2 separate regions of the Homo sapiens genome follow, and region 2 is linked to region 1. The links are chromatin contacts, found by Hi-C or POLR2A ChIA-PET in ENCODE. All regions are on one chromosome and are shown on one strand. Each heading gives the region's core, a stretch centred on a gene start or an enhancer-like site at or near the end of the contact. The rest is flanking DNA. Distances are from core to core; before and after follow the strand shown. Region 1 overlaps UBE2E2 (ubiquitin conjugating enzyme E2 E2). Region 2 overlaps UBE2E2 (ubiquitin conjugating enzyme E2 E2).

Region 1 (3,054 bases), core at 288-2,787:
AAAACAGAACTTCCATATGATCCAGCAATTCCTATACTGGGTATATATATTTATATATTAGTCCATTTTCACGCTGCCCATAAAGACATACCTGAGACTGGGCAATTTACAAAAAGACGTTTAATGGACTCATGGTTCCACCTGGCTTGAGAGGCCTCACAATTATGGTGAAGGTGAAAGGTACGCATCACATGGTGGCAGACAAGAGAAGAATGAGAGCCAAGTAAAAGGGGTTTCCCCTTATAAAACCATCAGATCTCGTGAGACTTATTCATTACCACAAGAACAGTATGGGGGATACCACCCCCATGATTCAATTATCTCCCGCCAGTCCCTCCCACAACACGTGGGAATTATGGGAGCTACAATTCAAGATGAGATTTGGGTGGGGACATTGCCAAAGCATATCAGTATATATCAAAAAGAAAGGAGATTAATGTATCAAAGAGATATCTGCACCTCCATGTTTACCCAAGTACCATTCACAATAGCTAAAATATGGAACCAACCTGAGTGCCCATTAACAAATGAATGAATAAAGAAAATGTGGTATATACACACAATGGAATATTTAATTCAACCATAAAAAAGAATGAAATCCTGTCATGTGCAGCAACATGGATGGAACCACAGGCAAGGTTAAGTGAAATAAGCCCAGCAGAGAATGACAAATGTCACATGTTCTCACTCTTACATGAGAGCTAAAAATGTAGATCTCAAAAATAGAGAGTAGACTGGTAGTTACCAGAGGCCAGGAAGGGGAGTGGGGGGATCAAGAGGAAAAAAAGAATATAAATATATAAATGTATATTCACTGAACTTTACACTAAAAATGGTAAAGATGGTAAATCATGTATGTATATTTTACCTCAATTAAAAATATTTTTAAAAAAGAAATACTTGGGTAATCAAGTTCAAGACCAGCCTGGCCAACACGGTGAAACCCCGTCTCTACTAAAAATACAAAAATTAGCCAGGCATGGTGGCGCACGCCTGTAATTCCAGCTACTCGGGAAGCTGACCCAGGAGAATCGCTTGAATCCAGGAGGTGGAGCTTGCAGGGAGCCAAGATCACGCCATTGCACTCTAGTTTGGGCGACAAGAGCGAAACTCCGTCTCAGAAAAAAAAAAGAAGTACTAACGCATGCAGCAACATGGATGAACCTTGAAAATATTACACTTTGTAAAAAAAATTTTAAAAGCCAGACACAAAAAGCACACAAGATTTCATTTATACAAAATGTCCAGATAAGGCAAATCTATAGAAACAGAAAGTAGACTAATTGCTGCCGAGGGCTGGTGGTGAAAGAGCTGGGGGAAAATGGGGAAGGAGTGACTGCTAAAAGGCATGGATTATTTTTTGGGAGGTATCAAAATATTGCAAAACAGACTGTGATGATTACAAAACTCCGAGACTATACTAAAAACCTAAAAGTATAAGTGAATTTTACACTTTATATCTCAATAAAGCTGTTATCAAATAAAAGACAAAATTAAAAAGCAGCGCCAGTGTTCCATGAGCAGATTCTTGAAACACATAGAAATAGAAGTGTAAACTGCTAGTATAACTACATCCTCTTTTTTGGTTTACTTCCTCCTTTTACTTGTTCAATTACTAGACCAAAAATCAAAATCCAAATAAATCATTTTACCTTAGTCTTTTCTTCCAAAAAGTAATAAGGATTCTCTGTCATTCCCCTGCTCGTAAACCTAATACAAACTTTAGCAGTAGCAGATCATAATAGCATTTGAACAAGTTAGCTTCTCTGTGATACAGAGGAGCAAGTTATCCTTTGGATGATGACGATTTTAATTTTAATTTTTATCTGGAGATTTGCTGGCCCACTAGCTGCCAGTTCTCCACTAGCACCGAGGAAGTATAAATGAACACACTGACATGCACAGATCTAAGATCTTGCTTTTAACAATTTGTGAAGAACTGTGAAAGTTACAACCTGTAGTCATTTATAAGGGGCAGTGAATCTACCTGTTAGAGGTCTGTAAGGATAAAGCATCAATTTGACCCACTCTATCCATCTAAGCTGGTGTGCAAGGCACCAAGGTAACGAGCAATTCTAACCAACTGCCCAGCACCTCTAACTCAGCAGTAGTATGAAAACATTTATTGATCAGTGGATCTGTGAAGGCCTCAGGATAGAACCCTTGCAAATGTCATGGGTCAGTTATGTTAGCCAACATGACAGTTAAGGCCAAGAAAAATATATTCCACTACTTATAGGAAATACTCTAAGCATATACCAAATTTCACTCAAATGAAGTGTAATTTTCTATGCCTATGGCCCTACAGACGCTACGATTTTATGAGCAGAAATTTTTTCTTAGCTATAAAGTTTTGTTTTAAAATATTTACCCATTAAACTGTGAGTAATGTTTTTAAAAAGGATGACATATTTAACCCAACTTCAAAAATAAAACTATCTTACTGCATTTTTACTTCAAAGACAACAATAAAGTGAGAAAAAACTGAAATATGTAGAGGCAAATATCTCCTACATGAAATAATTCAATCTATTAAATCATTTGTAGGTGTTCTTTAAAATAATATTTGTTTATTCAAAACCTGAAAAAAAATTAACCAATACTATATTAGAATAACTTCCTCTAAAAATGCCTTACATAAAACTTTATCTACACTGAATGCTGTGATTCGGGGTGACTTGATAGTCTCAACTTCTTTAAATAACAGATTTGCACAACGCTTAAACACATACAGTTCCTTCAATATGATTCCAAAAGAAGCTTAACTAGATATCACCTAAGAGATGCACCAAAATTCAGAGGTTCCATCTAACCTGACAAACACACAGTATTGGGTTGTCTGTTAAGGTTCCCGAAAATAGGATAAACCACACTCAAAGTGGAATGTGACACACACCCACCCCTACCCAGACAACCAGTAGAAAAAATCGTTCTCCACTCTCTGACTAAACAGGTAAAACCCACAGATGTTCCCTCACATATAATCTTTACATGTGATAGCAGACTAACAACTACCCAGGGAACCAAAAGGCAGGGTTTTGAGAGGCATGTGTG
Region 2 (3,054 bases), core at 199-2,698, 120 kb before region 1:
GGTTTCAATAGTTTGGTTGCAATAATTTTCCACAGCTATGAAGCAGAAAAAAAAATATAAAAGTTTATTCTTGGGTTTAGGACTTATTAAGAAAATTTCCCCTCCCATTTCTATCAAATTCACCTGATCAACGCAGGGTGATGCTAATACTCATTTATATTCCATAGTATTTCCAAGAAAATATACATGTATGTATTCTTGGTGTCAGGAACCAAGTCAGGAATGTTTAAATATACACATACGAATAAATAATAAAGCCAACTACAAACAAATACATTGGTGTACTGCAGAATGCATGTGCATTCTATAACCAGGGGCATAGTTTATGTAGTGTGAAAATGTAGCCTACGACCACAGAAAAATTCACACAATCTCATAGAGACTAAAGTGAAATGTTTATAAGCACGGAAGAGAACATTTTTATCTGCGGAAGGAAGAGCTCTCCTATCATATCCCCTCCTGTGCTAAATAAACTATGCAATCAAATAAGCTAAGGTCCTGGGCAACATGGAGAAACTCCATCTCCACAAAAGATTTGATGGATGGTACTGTGTGCCTAGAGTCCCAGCTATTTGGTAGGCTGAGGTGGGAGGATCACTTGGGCCCAGGGGCTTGAGGCTGCAGTGAGCCATGATTGTGCCACTGCACTCCAGCCTGGGCAACAAAACAAGACCCTGTCTCAAAAAAAAAAAAAAACTAAACTAAATCAAAGTACCCCCCATAATGCTTAAATCCTCTTTTTAGCTAGACAGAAATAAATAGTGTTTCTGTCAATAGCTTTCCTCCCTCCTCCAACTAACCTAAATGAATTTGAAATTTCAAAGTCTCCACTGTAAACAATACATTTTGTAAACACCTAATGCTTGGGCAAGAAATCAACAAATGTTTGTTCTCTTTTACTTCCCTACTATCAATTATTAGTTTTGTTATATGGAACTATGTATACATAATTACTTAATCTTTGAAGTCTTTTGTGGTTTGGGTCTTGGTTTTGTCATAATTGTTTACATCTTCTCATTGATTCCTTTTCAGAACTAAGATAAACTGATACACAGCTAGCTGACTGCTGTTTACTTTTCACAAAGAAAAAATTGGCCAGATACTTTTGCAAGCAAATAGTTTGATCAATTACTACACTATTAAAATTACTAAAGTATTTTTAGAAAAAAAAAAGAACGAGAAGAAGGAAGTGAAAGAAAAGAGGGGAAATGATTATGCTTTAGAATACAGTTTATGCAGATAAGAGTAGCTGTGGGAGACACAGTTTTAAAATGCTACCTTTAATTTCTGTTCACAGCTGTCAGCTGGATAAGATGCTCAAATGCAGACCCTAAACCTAAGCTTACCTACACTCAAACCTTTAGCTTGTGGTCTTGAAGATTCTAGGTGAAGACACAACTAGAAAAACATATACTGTATTTATAACTACCAGAGTTCATATGTCCAAAATGAGACCTACAATGCCCTCAAGTAGAATCTCAATAGTGTGGCTTTGGGTAAATTTATCTAATTATACTTCAGTTTCTTCATCCACACAATGTGGATAAGATGAGTACTTAAACAACTGTAAAGATTAAATGAGTTAATGGGTTCCTGTCTGGCATACAGGAAGTGCTCTATAAAAGTTCATCATTGTTACTATAAGGAACATCACCACCAATAAGATAATTTGTTGCTTCCCAGTCTGCTCTTTAGGTCTGTAGTCTTACCTCCAATATTTAATGCTGCAGTTGGGTGAAAAAAATAGACTTTTAGGCTATTAGCAAGACTTACACCTTTTCAATGCAAGGCTCCTGATTCTGTGAGCATAAACTTCTTGGAACCATGGTCTGCATTTCAAAAGAAACATTCATCATTTTTGTGGCAAAGATCATTTGATGTACTCACTTATATAAGCAGAATTTCTAAGGAATCTAAAACTCTCCCACTGGTGTTGGTGCCTCATTCCTGGTGGGGGGAGTACGAAAACAAAGTGTAGGAATTGAGGAAACACAACAGAAGGATGAAAGTATATTGCTTGAATAGAAGGCAAAGAAATGGTTTATATACCGACTTTAAAGATCCTACTTAACATGACCATCCTTTTCACATGTTTCTGACTTTCAGTATTTCAGAGTTAACAAACACACCTATTGCTCCCAGCATTCAGTCTTCCCTGTTTTGACTGACTTACAGGCTACATCAGGAAATTTATTTCTAATGCAGTCCAAGAAGGGTTTCCAGGGCTAAAGATTTCTTTTTTCTTGTTTTAAAATAATTCCCACTATGGACCCACTCAGCATCTTTTTCTTTAAAAAAATTAAATGGTTTTCACGTGTCTTTTTAGAATGTCTCTGTTTAACATTTTAAAACATGTATTTTAGTGTAGTTAAGCACATTTATTTAAAGGATTAGGTGTGACTGTGTGCTTCATAATGGCAACCTGTAATTATTTTTATAATCATCAACTGTTCAGATTTCATATTTATATTTTCCAGAGCATGACAGGCACTTGCTTCACAAGAAGAAAAAAATATAGTGCATAGTAGATGCAAATTATTTTTCCTCACTTTTCCATAACCAATTTATAAATACTCTGTATTTTAGCTAAAAATTTAATGTAAATAAATGTTAAAAACTGTGCATTCTGAAAACATGATTATCAAACAGGCAAAAAGAAAAAATTTTAAAGAGTAATGGCTCTTTACAATTCAGTAGAATATATACATCTTTTATTCATTACAGTATTGTGGGAAAATCTGGAGCCTGACATACAGACACAGGTTAAAATGTCACCTCCAATATAGGTTAACTACGTAGGTCCTGGCAAAACAGTTAAGCTTCTAGGCTTCAGCTTATCCATGTATTAAATGGGAGTTAACAACTGAAAATTCACAGTATTATCCAAATATTTAAAGACTTTAAATGTTTTCCCTCTTTTCATCCTAACTCTTTTTCTCTAAATATTTCAGTATTTCCCGTTATTCCTGACAATTAAAAATAAACTAAAACAAACATAAAATTAATCACTCTGACTACTTTGATTATTTTAAATCAGGTTAAAATGAATCCATT

Evidence for each region. A loop is a pair of places that touch in the nucleus more often than their neighbours do. ChIA-PET counts read pairs that join two places held with the same protein, here RNA polymerase II (POLR2A).
Region 2: a map with no recorded cell type shows a loop between it and region 1 (1.9-fold over the local background). The contact joins two enhancer-like sites. A Hi-C loop is called at or near these places in 1 of 37 single-sample maps with no recorded cell type. POLR2A ChIA-PET finds 5 or more read pairs at or near these places in 1 of 52 experiments (AG04449).

Annotation. Positions count from the first base shown.
Region 1 is chr3:23,219,719-23,222,772 of GRCh38, reverse strand. The region is part of intron 3 of UBE2E2 (ubiquitin conjugating enzyme E2 E2); the gene reads right to left. Among named protein-coding and RNA genes, the nearest start is that of UBE2E2, 18 kb to the right of the region's middle. Within about 2 kb of position 1,537, at least 3 of the 41 ENCODE cell types and tissues checked have a DNase peak (open chromatin) inside an H3K27ac peak, as active enhancers do.
Region 2 is chr3:23,339,830-23,342,883 of GRCh38, reverse strand. All of the region lies in intron 3 of UBE2E2 (ubiquitin conjugating enzyme E2 E2), which reads right to left. Among named protein-coding and RNA genes, the nearest start is that of UBE2E2, 140 kb to the right of the region's middle. Within about 2 kb of position 1,448, at least 3 of the 41 ENCODE cell types and tissues checked have a DNase peak (open chromatin) inside an H3K27ac peak, as active enhancers do.